Regions from separate parts of the Homo sapiens genome. Here region 2 is linked to region 1. A link is an interaction called in ENCODE POLR2A ChIA-PET data of the cell type or tissue named here. Cell type or tissue: OCI-LY7. All regions are shown on one strand. Each heading gives the region's core, and the rest is flanking DNA. Links, peaks and the distances in the headings are about the cores only. Region 1 holds the start of COQ3 (coenzyme Q3, methyltransferase). Region 2 has its middle 140 kb from the start of PRDM13.

Region 1 (8,000 bases), core at 1-8,000:
TTCTAGTGGTGTAATACCAAGTAGGTAAATTTCGCAGTCTATTTTTAAGTGTCCTGAGTTTTTTGTTTCCTTAAACACATGAAAGGTAATAGTAAAGAATTTTTTACTGTATTTGGGAATTTTTACATAGGAGTTGTATTAGGTTTCCAGTCTCTGTAGTGTTGCCTTACAGAAATCTTTACATCTAAACTGAGTTTTTCTTCTCCTACATAAATTTAAATGTATTTTGATTTACTGAAGTTTCTAAAATGTACTGAGTACAGACATACACCACATAACGACGTTTCAGTCAATGACGGGCCACATGTACAACAGTGGTCCCATAAGATTATAATGTATTTTTACTGTACCTTTTCTGTGTTTAAATACACAAAACCATGATATTACAGTTGCCTACAGTTTTCAATATAGTATTTGTAGCCTAGGAGCAAAAGGCTATACCATGTAGCCTGGGTGTGTAGTAGTCTATACCATCTAGGTTTATGTAAGTATACTCTGTGATGTTCACATCACAATGAAATCACCTAATGACACATTTCTCACATGTCCCCAAGTTAAGCAACTGCATAGTTGCTGTTTCTTGCTTTTTGAGATGGAGTCTTTCTCTGTTGCCCAGCCTGGAGTGTAGTGGCGCAGTCTCAGCTCACTGCAAACTCTGCCTCCTGGGTTCAAGTGATTCTCTTGCCTCAGCCTCCTGAGTAGCTGGGATTACAGCACCCACCACCACATCTGGCTAATTTTTGTGTTTTTAGTAGAAACGGTTTCACCATGTTGGCCAGCTGGTCTCGAACTCCTGACCTCAGGCGATCCACCCGCCTTGGCCCCCCAAAGTACTGGGATTACAGGCGTGAGCCACCGCTCCCAGCCGATTGCATAAATGGAAGTAGTAGTAGAGTCATTGGATTGAGCTGGCTCTGTTTCTTGATGTGTTTTAGGCAAATCACTAAATCACCATGGGCCTTAACTTCTTCAGCTGTGTAAGGGAGGAATTAGATGAATTTTTTTTTTTTTTTTTTTTGAGATGGAGTCTCGCTCTGTCACCAGGCTGGAGTGCAGTGGTATGATCTTGGCTCTGCAACCTCCGCCTCCCAGGTTCAGACAACTCTCCTGCCTCAGCCACCCAAGTAGCTGGGACTACAGGTGTGCGCCAACATGCCCAGCTAATTTTCGTATTTTTAATAGAGACAGGGTTTCATGTTGGCCAGGATGGTCTTGACCTCGTGATCCGCCTGCCTCGGCCTCCCAACATGCTGGGATTGCAAGTGTATGCCACCGCACCTGGCCAAATTAGATTAGTTCTAAACACATCTAGCTGTTAAGTTTTTCAGTTTTAAGTGGAATTTTGTTGTGTAAAATTTAAAAGAGAAAATGGGCTTTAGCTCTTCAAAAAGCACACATGGGTTATATTTATATCATAAAGGTTTATCAGATACCTATAGAGTTCCTTTAAAGATACCTTGGTTAAATCTGCCACATTCTGATTTTGGTAGAAGTTATGATAGAATTATTCTGAGTTACCAATTTATGTAAAATTTTTAAGTAAATGTGAAAACTTACCAGTTAAACTGAGTGGATGTAGTGGTATATCTCTTTTTTTTTTTTTTTTTTGAGACACAGTCTTGCTCTGTTGCCCAGGCTAGAGTGCAATGGCGTGATCTCAGCTTACTGCAACCTCCACCTCTCTTGTTCAAGCGATTCTCCTGCCTCAACCTCCCAAGTAGCTGGGATTACAGGATTCCATCACCACTCTCAGCTAGTTTTTGTACTTTTTGTAGTAGAGATGGGGTTTCACCATGTTGGCCAGGCTGGTCTTGAACTCCTGACCTCAGGTGATCCGCCCACCTCAGCCTCCCAAGGTGCTGGGATTACAGGTGTCAGCCTCCACGCCCAGCTGTATATCATTTCAAAGCTACAAGGGAGCACTTTACCCTTGGATGAAAAAAAAAATGTTTATAAAGTTGAATTACAAAACAGACATTAAGAGTTTTAGAGCAAAATAAATACGCAGACTTACGGGTGAGACCATAACAATAATAGTCTGGGGAAATATCTCCAACAATGGCCATATACTGCATTACAGCCATTACAACTTTCCAATACCACTTAGGCTTAAGGGTCATTGGGAAAGCCCTTTGTTGATGTTTGTAGCGAGAAATACTATGAGCTAGTTTTGCTTATTTGGGCCAGACCTGTTCTGGGTGTTCAAAAGACATACTTGTCAGCATAAAGCAAATCATTGATTCCCCTTCTTGTTAAAATGTAGTGGAAAGGCTCTGAAGCCCAGTGAAGTGTGGTACCTTCAAAGAAAGTACATATAAAGCTCCTAGAACTTTATTTAATTGTGCTTGCACTTTGCTTTTTCCTTGGATGTGTCACTCCAATAAATACAAGACGTGCTACATTTTCTTTTGTGCAGAGCTTTCTGCCTTCATGTGGAGAGAGGATCATGTATCTAAGGGTAGAGGAGCTCTGAAGAGGACATAGCAACTGAAAAGTGCGACCACCCTTAGGAGGAGGTCAATATTTTAGCTAAGAACCATGAATGAAAGACTATTGCTGTCTGGGTGAGGTGGCTCCCACCTGTAATCCCAGCACTTTGGGAGGCTGAGGCAGGCAGATCACCTGAGGTCAGGAGCTTGAGACCAGCCTGGCCAACATGGTGAAACCCTGACTGAAAATACAAAAATTAAGCCGGGAATGGCAGCATACACCTGTAATCCCAGCTACTTACGAGGCTGAGGCACGAAGAATCACCCGAGCCTGGGGGACGGAGGTTGCAATGAGCTGAGATCCTACCACTGCACTCCAGCCTGAGCAACCGAGTGAGGCTGTCTCAAAAAAAAAAGAAAAAAAAAGATTCCTGAGCGGTAAATTTCGCTAACTGAAAGAACCCTTTACCAATTTGACCCTACCTGTTGAAAATACAGAATAATTTTTTGTCTTCAATGTTGGAGATTCGTCATTGTTCTTACCCAAAGAAAGACTTTGTGCATTTAGACGTAAAATGTTACTGATCACTGTTCCTAGCTCTAAATGAAGTTTGCCTAGACTGAGCCACAGAAGCCTCCTACTACATGATGTATATACCCTGTACAAGATAATAGTCATTTGCAGAAAATAAGTTTTACATTTGGCCTTCTGGCCATCTGATATTTGAGTGCCTTGAAAGGGGAAACAATTCTTCCCTTGAGGAAGAAGTGCTCCCATACTCTTGCATTCTTAGCAGTAGGGTCAATGTCTTACAGGAATATAAAAGTCCTTGAAGAGACATCTGTTAAGTGTGAAATAGAGCTACATGGCAATAAAAGAAGACACAGCACGAAGTAATGGCCTGATTGAGGTCAACTTCGAACATGAGGTTTGAGGTGTCCTATAGCAATAAAGTATCTTCAAAGTTGTTTATGATAGTAAAAACATCTTGCAGTTTAATTCCATGTGCAATTTGCTAAATGAGCGTGAAAGTATAGCCATACATACATAACACTCAACAATACAATCATGAAAGTCGGCTGCAGGCCGGGCGCGGTGGCTCACGCCTGTAATCCCAGCCCTTTGGGAGGCCAAGGCGGGCGGATAACCTGAGGTCAGGAGTTCGAGACCAGCCAACATGGAGAATCGCTTGAACCCGGGCGGCGGAGATTGCAGTGATCCCAGAATCCGAGATGGGGACTGTACTCCAGCCTGGGCAACAGAACAGACTCTGCTAAAAAAAAAAAAAAAAAAAAAAGTCGGCTGCAGACGGCGAAAGTGATCTCGGAACCTTTATGTTGGGGATCTTTTTTCGGGAGGGACCGGAAAAGAGGTGGGATCGTTTGTCGCGATGTGGAGTGGCCGTAAGCTGGGCTCCTCCGGGGGTTGGTTTTTAAGAGTGCTGGGGCCTGGAGGCTGTAATACAAAAGCTGCGCGTCCCTTAATTTCCTCGGCGGGTGAGTGTGTGTGCGGAGGTCCTTCGCATGCAGTCAATTGCGAGCGCTGGCGTCTCTGCGCATGCGCCGGGGGTGGGGCGGTGGGTTGTCTCTGGACCTCGCGAGGGGTCAGCGCGAAACCTAAGGCTTGGTCCTGGCCCCATCTCTCTCCATTGTAAACCTCGCATAGTCCCGTTGGCGGACGCCGGGGAAAAGAGCTCAGGACCAGTGGTCCTGTCTGGAAAAGCGCAGGCCGCGGGTCTCTTGTGGCTGAGCTCCTTGCCCCAGGAGCCGGCGACCCGCTCTGCGTGTGCTGCAGTCTGAAGGTCATGCATCTTTCCTTTGCCGGGGCAGGAATAACTCACGCCTCGTAGTTATGCATAGCTTTGTATCTGTGTTTTGTTTGCACAAAGCTTGCTGTTTTTTTCAGAAAGAATTTAAGGCAGCTGTATTACTTTTTGATTAATAGGTTAATCCAACAGACTGCATTTGCAAATGAGATCAAGAAAATAATGCACTGCTCAGTGCTTGTAGACAGCAGTCTGATTTTCGAACTCTCAGTATTAAGTAGAAACTTAAGCTCATCTTTCACATGGAACTCTTAACAAATACTGTATGCCAGACACTGGTATGAGCACTGGGAATTTAAAAATGAATGACACCGCAAGGATCTCTTTAAAAATGTTAGGATAAACCTAAGATCAGGATATAATGAACAAAAAAATGGGGAATCTAACCGCCCATTAATAAAGGTTATTAGTTGGTACTATCATACAGTGAAAAATAGTACAGCCAATAAAAATGATTTAAATCTATTTGTACCCACATGGAAAAGTAGTAAGATATAGTGTTAAGAAAGTAAAGTTTCATTGTTTCCTGGAAGGAGCCAAAAAAAAAAAAAAGTTACAAATCAGTATGTATAGTGAACTTGGAGTTACAGGTGGAGATATATAGAGAAATTTTGCAGTGATTGCCTGTGGTAGAGTAGGTGATTTTCTATCATTTTATCCTTTATATACTTTTCTTTTTCTGAACTTTTTTTAGTAAACATGTGTCTTTTATAATCAAAAATTTAGAAAAGATATAATAAACCTAGTTCCAATTTTTGAGGGGTGAACATAGAAGGAGCATTTAATCCATATTTGGGATCAAGGAAACTTCTTGAATGGGATATTTAGAGAAATCTTGAAGGAGGTGGCCAGTTTTAGAAGCAGTTGGTCGAGACAGGCAGCTCACTTGAGGTCAAGTGTTCGAGACCAGCCTGGCCAACATGGTGAAACCCTATCTACTAAAAATACAAAATTAGCTGGGCGTGGCGGCAGGCGCCTGTAATCCCAGCTACTCGGGAGGCTGAGGCAGGAGAATCGCTTGAACCTGGGAGGCAGAGGTTGCAGTAAGCCAAGATCACACCATTGCACTCCAGCCTGAGCAACAGAGTGAGACTCTGTCTCAAAAAAAAAAAAAAGCAGTTGGAGAGGGGAAAGGACCAGCTCGAGAATCTGTGAGAAAGTTTGTGAGAAACTGCAAGGTTCCTTGAAAAGTAAAGTGTGTAGGTGGAGGGCAGAAGGTAAAGGCAGGGGGTGGCAAGGGATGAGGAAGAGGCCTTTTTGGCCATGACACATTCATGAAAGGCCATTTACACCTCCTGAGGTAGACTATCCCGCGGACAGTGGAAATCACTGAAGAAGCAACATGAACAGATTTATGTTTAAGAAATAACACTTGGCAGCTGTCTACATAGAATGTGGGATGGAGTCAGGCAAGTCTAGGCCCAGGAAGACCTTAGAGCAATCCAGACAGTAAATTATCATTGCTGGAAATAAAGTATTGGTAGGGTAAAAGTCTGTCACCTGTTTTATTCACCATCAGCATGGTGCCTGGTAGGTGCTGAATAAATGACTTTTCAATAAATAAAATGAAAAAAACCTTTTCCCATTCCTTTAAAATTTCAAATACCAGGATGATCACAGATTCAAGGTAGAGAAGGAATTGGTAGCATTCTGTTTAAATACAAACTCAATTACTCTCTTTCCGTTGTGGTAAGGTGGTAGAGTGGTTTTTATTTTTACTTTTTAGATTAATTAATTTTTTTTTTTGAGAAAAGGTCTTGCTCTGTATCCCAGGTTAGAGTGCAGTGGCATGACCACAGTTCACGGCAGCCTTGGCCTCCCTGGCTCAATTGGTCCTCCCACCTCAGCCTCCCAAGTAGCTGGGACTACAGGCAGGCACCACAATGCATGGCTAATTTTTATATTTTTAGTAGAGAAGGGGTTTCACCACATTGTCCAGGCTGGTCTTGAACTCCTGGGCTCAAGCAGGCCGCCCACCTTGGTCTCCCAAAGTGATGGGATTACAGGCATTGAGCCACTGCGTCTGGCCTAAGATGATTTTTAAACCTCTTGAGAATTGTAGCAATACTGATGACTTAGGGATTCATTTTCCAGAAATAGAGGAGGTAAGAGAGAGATCAAGGGTTGTCTGTCCGTAAAAGCAGATATTGTTAAAATTTCTAAGGCTTAGTTTCATAATAGTAATACCTTATATGTCGTTATCGATGTATCATGGTTTACATAGTTAAACTTTATTCTTTAATAATATCTCATGTATCTACCTAAAGTCATACAGGAGGTGATATTTGAACTGGGTCTTAAAAGGTAGTCCAGATAGAGTTGGTGGAAAGGGAAATAAAATGAACAAAAGCCTGGCCGAGCACCTTTAATCCCGGCACTTTGGGAGGTCGAGGCAGGTGGATCGCTTGAGCTCAGGAGTTTGAAACCAGCCTGGGCAACATAGCAAAACCCTGTCTCTACAAAAAAAAAAATACAAAATTTAGCCAGGCATGGTGGTGTGCTTCTGTGGACCTCGCTACTGGATAGGCTAAGGTAGGAGGATTACTTGAGCCCAGGAGGTAGAGGCTACAGTGAGCCGTGAACCCACCACTGCACTCCAGCCTGGGCAACACAACGAGACCCTGTCTCATAAATAAATAAATAAATAAATAAATAAATAAATAAATAAAATGAGCAAAAGCCTAGACACATGAACTTTATTAAAAAAGAACATTGTAATGGGTTTGGGATGGACTGTGAAGGGCTGATTAAAAAATAAAACCAAATAAACATAAGCTCAGGAGAAAAGTATGCAGAGACTACAAAAAGACAAGATGTGAAATATAAATGACCACTAAACATAAGAAAGGATGCTTAACCTCATTCATGATAAATTGAAACTACATTAACTGGGCACGGGGCCCATGTTTATAGTGCCAGCTACTCGAGGGGCTGAGGTGGGAGGATCGCTTGGGTGACCTTGGTGGAGGTTGTAGTGAGTGGAGATTGTTCCACTGCAGTCCAGCCCGGGTGACACAGTGAGACCCTGTCTCAAAAACAAAAACAAACAATTAAAACTACACTAAGATACCATTTTCATGTATTTGATTAGCAAACATAAAAATGTTTAACAAAGACTGGGCGCGTGGCTCACGCCTGTAGTCCCAGCACTTTGGGAGGCCGAGGCGGGTGGATCATGAGGTCAGGAGATCAAGACCATCCTGGCTAACACGGTGAAACCCGTCTCTACTAAAAATCCAAAAAATTAGCCAGGCGTGGTGGCGGGCACCTGTAGTCCCAGCTACTCGGGAGGCTGAGGCAGGAGAATGGCGTGAACCCGGGAGGCAGAACTTGTAGTGAGCTGAGATCTCGCCACTGCACTCCAGCCTGGGCGACAGAGCAAGACTCCGTCTCAAAAAAAAAAAAAAAAAGTTTAACATTGTATGGGTGACAGTGTGGGAAAACCAACAAGAGACACTCTCATAGATTACCGATAGGATAGTAAATTGGTTCAACATCTATTTAGTGGCAATTACAGATTTACAAATGCACGTACCCTTTGACATCATTCTTGAGATTTTACCTACAGGGACTCTGAAACACATATGAAATGAAATAACCTATGTAATTTAATCTCTAGTTGTTGTCGTTTTGAGACGGAGTCTCACTCTTTCGCCCAGGCTGGAGTGCGGTGGCGTGATCTTGCCCACTGCAATCTCCACCTCCCGGGTTCAAGTGATTCTTGTGCCCCAGCCTCCCAAGTAAC
Region 2 (17,449 bases), core at 4,738-12,737, 350 kb before region 1:
TCTCGGGCCTTCCGATCTTAACATGTACGAGATGCCTACTGAGGAGTTTGGTTGCATAGGAATCTTGACTACAGAGACCTTGCAGAATCTGGCGCTTTTATTTTCACCTGTTAAAAAAATATGAAAGTCAAGCTGTTCTCTTAAGCAATGGGTTTGATCTTCTTAAGCTGTATTGCTATATAAAACAATATTAAACTGTATTGTCTCTTTGCATGTGAGTCCAAAAGGAAGAACAATGATAATTTTCCTCAGAAGACTTTTATCTCCTCCCCCAACACACATACACACAAACAGATAAGTAGAAATTTTAAAAGGAAAAGAATAGTAGTGAATTTGTAAACTATTTCTTAAACACACTCATTCACTTGCATTGTAGACGTTACTCTAGTGAAATAGATCTAACTGACTGAGATAAATGTAAAGAGATGTATCTTCATCATTATCTTATTCAAGGGCATTTTTCTTACAGCATAGCACAAATTAAAGCTTCTATACAATAGCCGTAACTAATTTCATATACCTAATTCCAAAGTTCATCATCCAATAAGAGAAAAAATATTTTTCTGTTTTAAGGTAGCACACATTTCTCTCTCAAAAGGGTCAACAATTTCTGGCTCCAGATACTAAGACATCCTCTGGCTTGCTCCCCAAAAGGCCATGTCATTCTTATACAACTTAATCAGTGGCTACACAGAGGAGAGCAACACTGCAATCTTTCTGATCATTTTAATGAGGACCCCTGGCTATTCAGTCATTGAAATATAATTGACTTGCTCTCCTCTTATTTTCATAATAGACACTCCAACCTAGACCACGTTTATTTGGCTATAAGAAATGTCAGGAAGAATTGGAACTTTTCTGAGTGTCCCCATTAAAACTGAAAACATGCCACCCTGTCTTTTACATGAGCTGCAATCATTTTGTGTTGGTCTCATTATGCAATACAACATGCAAATATTCCAGTCGCCTTCTCACCAAACTGCAAGGCCAAGAAAATAAGCACACCAAAAAAGTCTTACTTTATCTGTCCTTTTTTCTTACAATTTAATATATTTGTCCAATGTTTAGAAAAATTAGCAGCAGAAATAAGTATAAGTGTTCCTGTCGTAACTGATATTTAATAAGGTTGCAAAGTGAGACTGATGCCTTTCTACTTAATGATTACTCTATTTTCATAAAATGCAAAACTTTTCTCCATGAAATTACATAGTCTACTTAAGGATCAACTAAACATTATTTACAAAGTTATTATGTTTATACTGAGAGGTTTAGGTTTTCAAAAGTGATGTGCAAAATAAATTACTGTAATCTTTGAAACAACGTGAGCCCCACAAATTATTTTATAATTTGGAGTTTTCAAACTTACATTAGTTTAAACTTGAACAACCAAAAACTTTGATAATAAGGAACTTTAATCACAGTATAAATTTAAAAGCTAGTCCACCATGGAAAAATTATTTTCATAAATCCCTATAAAGTAGGCTAAGCACCTTCTCATCAGATATTTTTTTCTTAACACAGAATATTCAGATTAGAAATGTCATTCATCATAATCATAATCATAATCATTCCATTCATTTCTATGTCAATTAAGATAAATTTATATTTGCTTTTGACAAAAGTGTTGGAGGAAAGGGATTCCTGTACTGTTAACATACTTTCGGAGGGAAGTTTAGCAATATTTAGCAATTTTAATGGACATTCCCTTTGACTCAGCAATTCCACTTTCATGAATATGTCCTCTAGTTGAACAATAGCATATATATTCATATATCTATACACACACACACACACAAACACACATATACACGGTTGACCCTTGAACAACTCAGGTTTGAACTGCACAAGTCAACCTATACTGGAATTTTCTTCTACCTCTGCCACCACAAGACAGCAAGACCAACAGTTCTTTCTCCTCCTTCTCTTCCTCCTCAGCCTACTCAACATGAAGAAAATAAGGATGAAGACCTTTATGCTGATCCACTTCCACTTAATGAATAGTAAACATATTTTCTCATCTCTATGATTTTCTTAATATTTTCTTTTCACTAGTTTATTGTGAGAGTACAGTAGATGATACCTACAACATGCAAAATATGTGTTAATGACAGTTTCTGTTATCAGCAAAGCTTCCAGTCAACAGTAGGCCATTAGTTAAGTTTTTGGGAAGTCAAAAGGTATACATGAATTTTCTACTGCATAGGGACCCGGGGTTGGGGACGATGATCAGCATTCCTAACTCCCACATTGTTCAAGGGTCAACTGTACACACAGATTTTTGTACATGGAAATACATTTACTCAGATGTTTGTTACACCATAGCTTATATTTGGAGATAAAAAACACCAGAAGTAAACCAAATATCCCAGAGGAAGGCTGACTAGATATGTGATGACTTATTCATCTTCATATAATTAAATACTATATGTCCAATAAGTGAGGTAAATATAGATATTACTACTGGCATAGATATTGCTAAGCGAAAGACAATGTTGCAAAAGTATATAGAATGTAGTCTTTTTTTCTAAGATAATATACAGGTTAACGTATGCATTTAAAAATTTAGAGAAATATACAGCAAATTGTTAACAGTGATTATCTCTACAGTATTAAAGTAGGGAGTCACTCTATATTGAACATTTATGATTCGTTTATGCATTCAGCTAAATATTTTTACTATTTATCCATTTATTTATTTATTTATTTTTGAGATGGAGTCTCACTCTGTCGCCCTGGCTGGAGTGCAGTGGCGCGATCTCAGCTCACTGCAACCTCCGCCTCCCGGGTTCATCAGCTAATATTTATTTAGCACATACAATGTGCCAAGTGATCTTCAAGGTGTCAGGAAACCTAGGGAGCAAAACAAAGTCATCAGTGTGTGATCCTTTTAAAATCAGAAAAAACAATACAATTCCTGGGATTTCAGCTATTTTAAGGAAATAAAGAAGTGAGAACCATTCATCCCATTACCCCTGTTAAGACTCTTTACCCCTTTTTTCTTGTCCAGAACTTTTTTGATGTTAACCTAATCACAGCCAGATTTTTTTTTTCTGAGACAAAGTCTCATTCTGTCGCCCAAGGTTGAATGGAGTGCAATGGTACCATCACCACTCCCTGCAACCTTGGCCTCCCAGGCTCAAGCGATCCTCCCACCTCAGCCTCCTTAGTAGCTGGAACTAAAGGCATGCACCACCACACCCGGCTAATTTCTGTATCTTTTGTAGAGATGAGGTTTCACTATTTTTCCCAGGCTGGTCTTGGCTCAAGTGATCCCCTGGCCTCGGCCTCCCAAAGTTTTGGGACTACAGGTTTGAGCCACCACACCTGAAGATCTTAATATAAGCTATCATTAAAGCAATCTCTATTAGGTCTAAATGTCTTATGAAAAAGATTGTATTATACTTTATTATCTATAAAACTTAAATACTTTTGTTACTATATATCTGAACCTGCAATTATGTAAGAGTAATGAAGTACATTTGTGATTTCATTACATATACTTTGACAGTAATAAGATAATTATGTATACGTAAATATGACTATGTAACCATACACATGAATATTTTCACAAAGCTTAAATAATAACTATAATTGTTTTTACTCATGAACCACAAGATAATATTAAGCTTATGGATCTGTAATATTTCAATATCTTATTCAACTTACTACTAACATATATTAGAAGATTTTCAGATTGATACTAATATTGTAAGAGTATAGTAAATTTTATTAAAACGTATATGTTTCTTATACAATATGTAAATGCTAATATTAATTCATATGCTTCAATTTTTTTAAAATCTAGTATGTATTCTCTCAAAAATGTCCTAATATGAGGGTTTTTTTTCCTTTTTTCCCTTTAAATTAACAAAAAGTATTTAAAGAATTATTCACAAAATGTCTTTGACTTCAATGAAAACTCATACTTATTAAAGGTAAAATTTTTAGAAAGTACTTAGGGTTCTTATTCATAATGTTCTGAACAAATTATAACTAACTCCACTAGGATGGACAAACAGACAGATACAAAATATGTAAGGGGGAAAAAAGCCAACAAATAAATTCTAAATACTTACAAAGCAACGTTGTAATGTAATAGCCGTGGTCCCCTGACAGTGAGACTAATCACTGTGAAAGGACATCTATTCAGAAAGTGTATTCATTTGCATCATACATGAATTGCCTAGCCCTAAACTCCCCAACGCTAAAGTACTTGTGCTACAGCTGGCTGTAATTTACACAAATTTCACTAGATGGCAGTGTGGGTCGAGTAGCCAAATGTTTACAAGTCATGTCTTCAAATTTGATACCAGACTAAGAACATTACACAACTGGACTCCTTGTTATCATCAAAAATAGATTGTGGCTGGGCACGGTGGCTCACGCCTATAATTCTAGCACCTTGGGAGGCTGAGCTTGAGCTCAGGAGCCAGATACCAGCCTGGGCAACATGGTGACACTCTGTATTAAAAAATAATAATAAAATAAAAAGTGTTTTATGAATAAAAGACACATCACATAAAAGCATAATAAAAAGACAATGTGAAGGAGCAAGATTTTAAACAAAAAACACTCTGAGCACATTTGCTCTGCTGTTTATCTCTCCTAGTATCTCAAGCTTGAGGGTGCTTAGGACACACACCTGAGAAACTTGTTTAGAATTCACATTTCCAGTCCCTGCTCCCACCCTTGAGATTCTTAATGAGAATGTCTGCAACAGAACAGAGCTCAATTTTCAAGAAATATCTAAGGTTGTTCTAATACAGCAGGATCATGAGAAACACTGCTCTAAAGCATGAATCCCCAAAGAAGTGGCACATTTGTATCATCAGCTCCAATCCAGTCACTCCTGTGACCACAATACCCAGCCCATCCCTTCCTGCATTCTCCACATATCTGAAATATTGTATTCGAATGTCAGCACATTAAAGATATCAAAGCAAGAGTGGAAACTGTTTCTAGCCTTGGCAACAGCTCAAAGACTCATCCCTTCAAAAATAACTTTAGAGGAATTTATTGCCAAGCAGAAGCCCCTGGACTGCAATGAATTTACTATTTGCATCGACTATGATAAACTTAACGATTTTTAAAGAAGTTTGTCAAACCATTCACTCCTGAAGCAAAAAGAGCTGTACCAACCACCTTTTGTCATCTATCCACCATTCTGACTCTTGAATTGGACTTCTAAAAATTGTCCTATGTATTTCTTGCATTTCTCTACTTTTTGTCCACACAAAGCCATCCCTTCCCACTTGCCTCCTGGACCATAATTCTCCTGCACCCTACGCAGCATCCACCTGCTCTGTCTTTGTTCATGACCTATCGAATCTCGCCTCCATCTTGGCTTCTCCCATAAAGACCTAACATCTCAGGCCAGGCACAGTGGCTCATGCCTGTAATCTCAGCACTTTGGGAGGCCAAGACAGAAGGATCGCTTGAGCCCAGGAGCTCGAGACCAGCCTGGGCAATATAGGAAGATCCTATCTCTTCAAAAAATAAAATTAGCTGGGCATGGTGGCATGTGCTACTCAGGAGGCTGAGGTGGGAGGATTTGTTTCAACCTGGGAGGTCGAGGCTGCAGTGAACCCTGTGATCACGCCACGGCATGCCAGCCTGGATGACAAAGCAAGACCTGCCTCAAAAAAAAAAAAAAAAAGAGAGAGAGAGAGACCTAACATCTCACATTTTCCCACTTAAGAATCTGGCATTAGTGGCTGTCATCTGTAATAATTACCAATTCGTGTCTAATCTTGAAAGAATACTGTGAGTGGCAGATTTAAAGAATAAAGAATCTTTAAGTCAATGCTATGTAATAGTGTTACTTGAAAACTGAGCTCTGTTCTGTTGGAGACCTTCTGATTAAGAACCTCAAGGGTGGGACCAGGGACCAGAAATGTGAATTCTAAACAAGCACTAATTACTAAGTAATTTAGTGTTTAATTACTAATAGAAGTGCCCACAAGTATTTCACCAATTAATGTAGTTTTTATTGACTGTGGGTAATTCATCTCTACTGTGTTTCAGTTATTTTCATCCACTCCTAGAGTTTTTATAAGGAGTAACTACTAAATTTTATCATATTTGAAGTAACTTGAAATAATTAGATGGTTTCTCTCCTTTAATTCATTAGTATGGATATTTCTATTGCTAGATTTCTAATCTTGAACCATTCTTTGATTCCTGAAATAAACTCTATGAAGTGATTTTTCTTTTACTATCCTGCTGGATTAGGTTGGTAGTAACCTTTTCTTCAATGACTTTGCATTTATGTAATTTTTGTCATCTTATAATTCTAGATTAGTTTCATCTAGGAGTTAACTGATCTTTACAAGTTGGCTAGTCCTTAGTAGTAAAACTATCTGGGCTTGGTGCCTTTGTAATGATAGATCTTTACTTTTCTGATCTCTTCTACAGTGATTGGTCCATCATGATTTTATATTTTGTGGGGAATCAATACTAGTGTTTTCCTAGGAAATAATTCATTTTCTCTAGTTTTTCAAAATCATTGTCTTAGGGTCATATATAATGTTTCCTTGTAAATCTATCTTTCCAATTGTGGTTGTATCTATAATTTTTGATGTTTGTCTACAGAGAGTTTTCAAGCTCCAGGACACTCTCTTCCCCTTCCAGTCTACTTTTGGGTAAGCTGATAAACTCCCTCTTTTGGTACTGGTGGGATGTTCAAACAACGCAAGCCCCAACCCACATGTGGGAACCTTCACCTCAGCCCTAACCTTTAACCACAATAAACCACAAACCAGTCTCCTTTCCCTGCACTCTCAAGCCATTTTTGGACCTGCCTAAGAGCCTGCCCTAATCTTCCAAAAAGCTTCATTATATGAGCAATAAATCTTTACGTGCTCTCTTGATGCATGTGTGATGTCATCATTCTTGACATCCAAAGAGGCAGAGGGAAGGCAGGTGTCCATCCCACCTCTGGAGGGTAACATTAATTGGTGCTGTGAGCAGTGTGTCTGAGTAATGACCACTACCATAAGGGTGTCTTTCTTCTCTTGCTTTAGCTTGCTAACTGGCTGTGCTGCTTCATCTTGCATTTGCTGAGTCCTACAGAGTCTGTTCTAGATTCAACCAATCTAAGTCAGAAATTTCTATAATTGGCATTTGGGGACAGAGCATGGGACTAGGGCCCTCATTAGAGTGGCCCTGGGTCATACGTCTTGGCTTCACTTATATGTACATCTCAGTTTAAATACTCTGACTTGATTCCAGCATAAGCCATGACTGACATTAGACTCTGGAAAACAACTATTACCCTATGACCTTTGGTTGTGTGTCTCAACCCACTGTTGTCTCCTACTCTATAGAGGCTTCCAGGAAAAGACCAATTACCTGTGCAATATATGGGTCCACTGCATCTTCACTGTGTGGAGAAAGAGCAGTCATCATGAGGCATGCTGAGGTCACACTTTCAAAAATGGCTGGCTCACCAGGACCCTACAAAATGTCTTTATGCTACTACTGCCTATGCCTTTATTGTTAAAATGATCCTGATCCTCATGGTTACAGGAAAATCACCCGTGGTACCCATGGCACAGTCATAGAGTTCATTCAAACCCAACTTAATCCAGGGGCCTTAATCCAAAAATGCAACCACATCCATGGGCAGCCCCTAATCCTGAGAAAACTAATTTGATACTCTGAAAGAAGAAACTTATACAGTAAATATAAGCAGGGAGAGGGGATCCACCTCTCCCACCAAAATATATCCAGTAATAAAAGAGAGAGAGAGAGAGAAAGGGACGGAGGGAGACACAAGTGGGAGAAACAAAAACCTGAAACAAAGGTCCACAATTAGAACCACTACAATTAATTTGGTCCCAATTGGGAATACAAAATGTATTAAAAGAATTTATACAACAAGAAAATAAAAGGAGACTGACTGGCTTTTGCGCCTCATAATATAGGTTCTGAATTAACTTTAATATCTGCTGAGATGCACCAAGTGGCAAAACTTCATGGTCTTAATCAACACTGGAGCTCAAATTACAGTTTTACCTGGGGATCCCATGAATTTAAACAAGATTATCTTCTATAATCTTAGGGGAGTCACTGAACATAAACTAGAAGACAAACAGGTATGCCTCACCTTAACCTAAATTCCACATAGTCATAGCCCCCATTGCTATAAAATATCCCATGATGGGCATGGAAACTCTGACCCAATGAGTAATAAATTAAAATTTAATTAAGTCTTTTGGCACTTATGAAATGCTTGATAAAAAGGGGGCCCATGAACCTCCCCACTATCTCTGGTTAAAAGTTACTAGGGCCCAGTATAAATTAAAACAGGGCCTTCAAAGATTGAAACCCATTATTCAAGACCTATTTAGAGAAGATGTGACTATCCCCACTGCTTCTCCATTTCTCAATAATACAACAACCCAATTTGGCCTATTCTTACAACTGGGGAAAGAACAAAAGGCATCTCATGGTGAATTATCACAACCTTATTGCCAAGGCATCACCCATTAAGGTCTTTATACTCAATAGTGTTGGAATTACTGACACCACGCAGTAAGCAAATAGTAGATACTTCACATCCACAGATTTGGCTAATATGTTCTGCTCAGTGCCTATTTCACCAGACTCACAGCCGTGGCTTGCTTTTTCCTACCCAGGAACACAATACACCTGTTCTAGGCCATCCATGAGGTAGTGCCATGGCTCTACCATTGCACACAGTATTTGCAGGCAAGAACTCAACTGCAGCCAACTTTCTCAGTACATAGGTATGGCATGACACGGATGGCGTCCTCTACTGAAAACATTCATTGGTTACACGCATTCAGGACAAAAAATACATAGAACTTCACAAAACAGAGATGGAATATTGTCCCACACATAGTACAAGGCTGCACCATCTCAGTTAAATTCTTGAAATTATTTGGTAAGCTGAGGGCTTGGATCTGGCTCTGACATCACGTGCCAGGCTCTTCCTTTGAGGGGATGCTCTTCCCACCCTTCCCGGGCTCTAATTCCCATGCCAGGCTGCCCCTGCCCCACACCTATAATGCCTTCCTTGCTGTGCTCCACATAAAAGGTTTAGTACTGAATTTTTCATAAAAAGAAAGAAGAAGTAGAGGAAAAGCTATGTGTTAACTTTCAAATGAAATAATTTTTAAGTTGTGTATAAAGAAAAAATAAGCCTTATTTCCTTAAAGTTTAATTTATTTTTCCACTTGAAATGAAAAAGAATTTTTCAATCAGATGAATGAAACTTCTTCAGTCTTTATTTTAAAAATGCAGCCAGAATTGAGTATCTTTACTCTGCTGCAGTCAGGAAAATCAGTAAATCTAAGCAGGAGATACAGAAGTATGTTATCAGAAGAAAGGGAATTTTATAGTCTTTGGGAAATAATTTAATATTTATTAGGCACTTATTTAATATTATTTAATCATTATCATTATCTTATTTTAATAAAACTTTTAATTTTAATAAAATATTTTAATAAATATTAATCATCATCATTATCATTATCTGATTCATTTTAATAAAACTGTTTCTGTCTATTATTGTGGCACACCAAAACAGCAAGATGGATCTTTACTAAATTTGGAGGGCATATTTGAGGCAAACTTACTTGAAATATAAACTCTGTGTTACACATTCAATTTCCTTCGAGAGCCCTAGATTTTTATTTGTAACAGCTAACAAAAGTATAGAGTTTCACACATCATCTGATTGGGGAATACATGTCCTGTGTATTAGGATCCTGAGGAAAGAAACAAACTGTGGCTTCAGATATTAGCCCCAAATCAAACATCACAGGTACGTTCACTCTCCATTACCAATTTGTGATCCAGCTGCTTCTTATGTGGATAACTCCTGACATCGAAACAGGCAGAATGGTTGCCTATGGATGATAATGAAGTTAAAGGAAATTTTTATTTTATTCTATGTGATTGTCTCTGTTTTCTCAATGTTATCCAATACACATGTACTGCATGAGGGGAAATATTTAATAGCAATAACAGCTACTGTCTATTTTAAACACTGTCTATTCCTACAAGTATGGCTGAAGCCACTAATATAATGTAAGTGATCTGTTTCTCTTTTTCTCCTCTTACTCCCTATAACATTTTTTCTAATTTTTATGTAGCACTTTTGCATCTTGCTTCATATATACCTTGACATTATTTTTCTTCCTTAAGTGGAAAAAACCTTTGAATTCTGAGATTGGATTTTAATCATCTGTATATCTCCACCACCAGGAAACACATTATCTTACAATATGAGAGAAGATAAACAAATAATTGCCAGGGAAAATGAACAAATAAATGAATGGCTACTGTTGATTAAATGAGGCTAAGCACTTTTTTTAAGGAAAAATCCATTGGTAGTGTCTACAATATTATAGGTATATGACATCCAAAAATGTTACATGGGGTCAGCATTTCTGGGAAGAATATGGTTAGGCAGATCTGAATTAGGGAGCTTCCAGATTGCCAGAGGAAAGGAAAGGGGGATCTGGCAATACAGTGTTTACCACCAGGGTCTCAGCAAGCCTTCCAGGCTAACTGCCTGCTCATCTGCTGCAGCTCCTGATTTCAAACAGGTGAGCCATAGACACTGGCCTCTTCTTGCCTCAGGTGCTCCCAGAATCATCATAATTGGTAAAGCTATTATGGGATACAACTTCTGTGCATGCACAGTGAACATCCACACTCTTGTTTCATAGAGAACTGTTCTCAACCCAGGGAAAAACTACTCCACAGTGAGTGCCTTATCACTCTTCAACTCTCAAAAGATCTTCTTTACCATGGCTAATTTCTCTCTGGGTTTCCAGCTCAAATGAAAATATTATTGTTGTTTCATCTTTCCCCAGCATTTTTTTTCATTTTAGGCTTCCCTGTAACAATAAGACTTCAGCTCTAAGGGCAGGCATTTGGACCTTTCTGGCAGGGACTCCTGCCCTGGGCAAGCACACTTGATGATCATATGGTGCATGGTCCCTCCTCCCATGACCATCTGCTAGACTGGCTCTCTGCCGACTCACAAGCTCACTGAATTGTTTCACTAGGACACAGGTGCCAGGCTATCATGGGTTTAAATAAGCAGCTCACATAATACAACAAAATGTTCCTCTTCCCTTCAGGAAGATCCTTCCCCCATGACAGCCTTAAAATAGTGCCACTACATGGCTTCTGAAGCTTGATTAAAGCCAGAGACATGGGCGAGCCAAAGATAATATTGTAAGAAGCAAACCCTGAGAGATGAGTGCTCACAGAGCAGAGCAACAGTGGCTTCAATAGCTGTGGTGCAGGTAGAGGGGTGGGGTGAACCAGAATCCTAGGAATCTAGAAGGAAAGAAGTCATCACTCCAAGCATATTTAACTGGATCCTTAAAAATCAAAAAGAGAAATCTAAATTGTGTATGTGACTATACTTTAACCTACAGCAGAGAGGAGCAGAAGTAATACGGGACTTAGAGCCAAAGACATGCGTGCACAACTCAACCCTGCCACTTGATGAAGATCAGTCACCCTCTGAATCTTCAGGTTCTTAACAGTTAAGTGGAAATAATAATAATACTATGTTACTATCACTATGGCTATGTAACAATCATTCCAAATCTTAGGGGTCTAAAACAACAATAATTTTTAAATTCTCAAAAACTTGGGAGCAGCCCAACTGGGCAGTTCTAACTCAGGGTCCCTTGGAAGGTTGCAGTGAGTGGATACTGTGCCTGGGTCCTCTCAAAGGCTTCTTCACTTACACATCTGGGCTGAAAGGACTGGAAGATCTGGCAGCTGGAACCACTATGGCTCTTCAGGCATCTCTCTGCATCTCTGTATGCTCTTTCCTTCTGGTCTTTCCAGCATGGCAGCTTCAGGGTCACTAGACTTCTTATGTGGTGCCCCTAAAGGAGTGTGGCCTGAGAGAGCAAGCCAGGAGGAAGTCGCATTATGATGCAGACTTGAAAATCAAGTTGTGTCACTTTCACACATTCTATTGGTAGGCAGTCACAAAGGTCTATCCCACCTTTTCATGGAGAAATGTCAACATATGAATTATAAGAAGAGCATGGGGGTGAGATATATACCCTCAACCTTTGAAAACTACAAGCTGTCATGCCATACAAGGTTGTTATAAGGATTAAATTATATTATTCACATTCAGTTTATAAGCTGTAAAGCACTATACAAAGTTATTTTTATAATAGTAAGAATAAAATCCTATATGTCTTTTTTTTGTCCCACTCTATTATAGAAGGTAATTTCTAAAGATAAGGTGAAAGGGCATAGTAAACTTTCAAATGGAGTTAAGACAGTAGTAGTAGCACAGAAACCATCTTTATTCAAAGATTTATGGTACATTATTTATACCAATAAATTTTAACAGGTTTATACATTTATTTTGTCATATTTCTTTTAAAAAATCACCTGCCTTAAGAATACTTTTTTCTGCCTTGATGCAATGGTTCACACCTATAATTTCAGCACTTTGGGAGGCTGAGGTAGGAGGATCACTTGAGGCCAGAAGTTTGAGACCAGCCTGGACAACATAGCAAGACTCTGTCTCTACAAAAAATGAAAGAATTAGCAGGGTGTGGTACCACGCCCCTGTAGTCCCAGCTACTCAGGAGGCTGAGGCGGGAGGATTGCTTGAGCCCAGATGCTCAAGGCTGCAGTGAGCTATGATGACCACTGCACTCCAGGTTGAACAACAGAGCAAGACCCTGTGTCAAAATAATAAAAATAATACCTTTTCCTTTCTTGCAGTCTAGTGGAACCTAAATGCAAGTCTTGGATTTTGCCACTAACCAAACAGAATACGTATTGGGGAACTGTCTTATTTGGGGGTTCAAATGATCTCTAAAGTTTCTATAAGTTCTAGAAAATTGGAAGTCTAAGCCAGTTGGATTCACTTTACTAATTCAATGCATTAAATTTGTAAAGCATTTATTTATAGACAGGTCTCAAGTGTCAACTTTTGATTTACAAATATGCTTACATTGAAGGAATAACAACACAGATAGAAGATGGTGAAAGAAAGGAGACAGAAAGATTGACCCTACCTAACTCTCTCTGAGTGGGTGGGTTCCAGAAGAGAAGGGCTTCCAGGGTTCAGGGTTCAGTCCCCTGTAAGGTGAATCCTAGAGGAGAGAATGAATGAGACTCTGTGGTCTGAGGTTCCCAGGAAGTACACCTAGCTACCTAAAGGAAACTGGGATCTAATCCTTACCTGACACCTAATTTCCAAAAAGTATTCCCCTGTAGACTCCCTCCAGATCTCCGGGTCCCCCAGTAAGATAAAGGTATCAGAAAAGTACAGGTTCCCTGAAGGCTGTAATTATTTTAGACTGTCATCACTGTTAGCATGAGAGAAGTTTGCCCATCAGTTGTTATTAATGAAAATTACTCAGGTGATATTTTTAAATAAAAAAAGCAAGATGCGGAATCGAGTATGCAACCATGTCTATAAAAAATAACATATATACATAGGTACATATATATTCATTCTATAAATAAATACTTGCCCAGTGAATATACGTATTTTCATTTGCATAGAATATCTCTCTGAAAAGATACACACAAAACTGGAGGCAGTTTCCCAAAGGAAACTGAGGGGCTGGGAGAGAGAGGAAGGGAAGGAAATCTTGCTTTCACTAAATTTACTTTTGTACTTTTACACTTTGTACCATGTACATACATTATCTATTCAAAACCTTGTTTGAAGCTGCTCTGGGATAACTAGTGGCCAGCGTGCTTGCAAATGAACTAGCATGGAGCTCCATGATCAAAGAAAGAACCCCAAGCTCTTCATGCCTTGCTTCTTTCTCACACTAGGATTGCACTGGTTTCTATTTAAAGTGCATCATAAAGTCATATCATAAAGACTTTTTAACTTATCATCTTAGCCTGGGTTCCCTCTGAAAACAAAACCTAAAGAAAAGGCTTAAGTGCAAGCAGTTTATTTGAGAAGTGATTCCAGTTTGCAGAATGAAGGAAAAGGTAGTTAATATAGGAGGGAAAGACTCTCCCGGGAGGGGTTCATAGTTGGCCACCACTATGGTTTCCTCAATCCTGAGGGAATGACTGAGAAGATATCTCAGAACCTGACTGGGACAAGAGAGAATGGGATAGTTGTTCATTGGGTCCTGTCACCATTCAGCAAGGTTGCTCCCAAAAGGGTTGCATTTGCCTGTACTACAGGATTTCATAAAATGTTCCACCTGCAGGTGTCACAGAAACCCCAGACAAAAAGCAAGTGGTGTTCCTAGTGCAGGCCTGAGGTGAGGCACCGACAGGATGTACTGAGTGAGGCTGGCTGAAGCCTGCCCAGACCTGGTCACCACAGCAGGAGCTGGGGTAAGATGGGAGACAGAGAAGTGTCCAATACATTTATAAGAAATTCCTTCTTCAACAGCTTTCTTCATTAATTCCTTTTTCATCAGTCTTCTTCATCATGCTGTTGCTTTTCTTTCCCTAGCCAGAAAAAGGACATCGATCTTGCACTTTTGAAGAGGAATTTTACATGTAAAAACACTACCAATGTGCTTGTAGACATAAGGAATATTTCTGGAAGGACATTCAAGATAACTTGTTTTGTTCATTTCAAAATAAAACCAGCTTTAAATATAAAAATGTTTAAACACATAAAAGTAAGCATCATAATTCAGAAATTTTGCAAGATACTAAAAAAAAAAACCACAGGCATTTGATTAAAGATGGAGGTTTGAATGTATACATTTACCTCTATTCTGTCTGAAACCCCATTAAAATGAGAGTAAAGGAATATTTTTAAGTATAAACCCATGAAGCAAAGACAACAGAAGATGATAAAATAGCAACAAAATATTGGAAGCTGGAAAGTACATGGGTAAATGCTAAGTGAACCAGCAGACTGGAGAATGCTGAAACCTGTGTCAGCAGTGGGGGAAACAAAGCTGTACACTGATTTGCCTCATAGAACTCCAGTCATACTCAGAAATTACAGGGGCAGGTACCTATGAAAGTGGAATTTTTTAAACAGCTAAAACTAGGATAGTTATTTCAATTCAGTTTAGGAAGAAGTTAGAGTTTGGAACCCCCTCTCATTCCATGGAGCTGGGGGCTGCCCCTTTCCCACCCTAGTTGAAGGTAAGATAAGATAATAAGAGAAACTCTACTCTGAGGCACACCATGCAGAGTTAGGGTTAGAAGTACCTCTAAAAAAAGTCTATATACTGAAAGTTGAGGTCTCCAGCCCCTTCTTCTACTCAGCCCCCAGAATTCTGACAACTAGGTTTGTATCCTTTAGACAGGGGACTGAAAGCTTATTCTCCAGAGACCAATCCAATAGAAAAGTCCTAAAGATGCTCATAAAGATTCCCCTTGAAAAACAGCTGAACTAAATCACCTAGAAGTTAAGCCCACAAATTCACAAGCCCTTTATCCTCTAGACCCAGATCTTCTAATCAGTTATGTGGCACCCACATTTTACATATGAGAGGACTACTGAGGATCATCCGATATTGAGGAACACCAGAAACCAAAGGAACTTAGAAGAAAACAGTGACAACGTTAAAGAAATATCTTTTAATAAATATAATGAAGAAAATTTTTGCAATCTATCCATCTGACAAAGGGCTAATATCCAGAATCTGCAAGGAACGTAAACAAACTTACAAAAAAAAAACAAACAAACCCATCAAAAAGTGGGCAAAAGATATAAACAGACACTTCTCAGAAGAAGACATTTATGTGGCCAACAAACTTATGAAAAAAAAGCTCATCATCACTGGTCATTAGAGAAATGCAAATCAAAACCACAATGAGATACCATCTCACACCTGTTAGAATGGCAATCATAAAAAGTCAGGAAACAACAGATGCTGGAGAGGATGTGGAGAAATAAGAACACTTTTACACTGTTAGTGGGAGTGTAAATTAGTTCAACCATTGTGGAAGACAGTGTGGTGATTGCTCAAGGATCTAGAACTAGAAATACCATTTGACCCAGCCATCCCATTACTGGCTATAGACCCAAAGGATCATAAGTCATTCTACTATAAAGACACATGTACACAAATGTTTATTGTGGCACTATTCACAATAGCAAAGACTTGGAACCAACCCAAATGCCCATCAATGATAGACTGGATAAAGGAAATGTGGCACATATACATCATGGAATACTATGCAGCAATGCAAAAGAATGAGTTCATGTCCTTTGCAGGGACATGGATGAAACTGGAAACCATCGTTCTCAGCAGACTAACACAGGAACAGAAAACCAAACACCACATGTTCTCATTCAAAAGTGGGGGCTGAACAATGAGAACATATGGGCACAGGGAGGGGAACATCACACACCAGGGGCTGTTGGGGGGTGGGGGGCAAGGGGAGGGATAGCATTAGGAGAAATACCTAATGTAGATGACGGGTTGATGGGTGCAGCAAACCACCATGGCACATGTATACCTATGTAACAAACCTGCACATTCTGCACATGTACCCCAGAACGTAAAGTCTAAGTAATAAATAAAAAAATGTAAAAATAAAATAAACCTTTAATCTTCTCAGAAAAAATAAGAGAATATAATATTGTACTCACACAACAAGAATATGATGCTGTAGCAAGATTCAGAAAACAAGTAAAGCATTTTTGAAATTAAATATCATGATAGCAGAAATGAACTTCCATAGAAGGTCTACAATTCAAAAATAAAACAATCTCCCACAAAGTAGAATAAAAAGTCAAAGAATAAAATATTAAAGAACTGATTAAAGTCCAGGAGATCCAATATTCCAAATAATAGAAGTTTCAGAAAGATAAAATATGTTAAATGGAGGGGAAGAAAATAATCAAAGAAATAATTTAGGAAAAATTTTCAAAACTGAAAGACAAGAGTTTCTGGACTGATAGGACCTGCTAAGTGCACAGCACAATGATTTAAAATAAAATAAAACCATATCAGTCGGAAATTTCACAACACTAGAAACAGAAAGATATATATGCATGAAGACAAAAAAATAAAGATAAGATAGGCATTAGATTTATCAACAGTAATACTGGAAACTAAAGAATAATAAAGAAGTACTTTGAGTTTCTAAGAGGAAAATATTCCCAAGCTAGATTCACCCAGACAAATTATCAGTAAGTATGGGGAGGGGGGATCACTTTCAGACGTGCAAGTTTCCAAAAATATACCTCCCATGCACTTTCTCAGGAAGCTACTGAAAAATGTGCTCCTCCAAAATCAGGGACTGAACCAAGAAACAGGAAGACATACTATCCAGGAAATAGAGAGAAAACTTAAGAGAGAATAAAAGCAATCCCAGGATAGCAGTGAAAGCAAAACCAAGAGATACCTACACAGAGGCCTGAGGAACAGAATGAAAGAGCACAGAAGTTCTAGGAAAGATGTCCTCAAAAAGACAAAATGCATTTGCATTTTACTGCCTGCTAGAGGCTCACCGCACCTTTAAAGACAATCACCTC

The links. Peaks named below come from ENCODE experiments on the same cell type or tissue, not always from the same donor. Only the 100,000 strongest peaks of a DNase experiment are listed, where the experiment ranks them.
Region 2: POLR2A ChIA-PET joins it to region 1 with 21 read pairs; 2 of 35 experiments call an interaction of 5 or more read pairs at or near these places.

Annotation. Positions count from the first base shown.
Region 1 is chr6:99,390,000-99,397,999 of GRCh38, reverse strand. COQ3 (coenzyme Q3, methyltransferase) reads left to right here and starts at 3,805. Exons shown (of 7, transcript NM_017421.4): 1 at 3,805-3,926. The coding sequence starts at 3,821. RefSeq lists an enhancer at 3,910-4,549. In OCI-LY7, for the core only: no CTCF peak of the experiment used is centred there; a DNase peak (open chromatin) is centred at 3,969; H3K4me3 peaks cover 1,466 bases; H3K27ac peaks cover 924 bases.
Region 2 is chr6:99,733,281-99,750,729 of GRCh38, reverse strand. No RefSeq gene overlaps it. Among named protein-coding and RNA genes, the nearest start is that of PRDM13, 140 kb to the right of the region's middle. In OCI-LY7, for the core only: no CTCF peak of the experiment used is centred there; no DNase peak of the experiment used is centred there.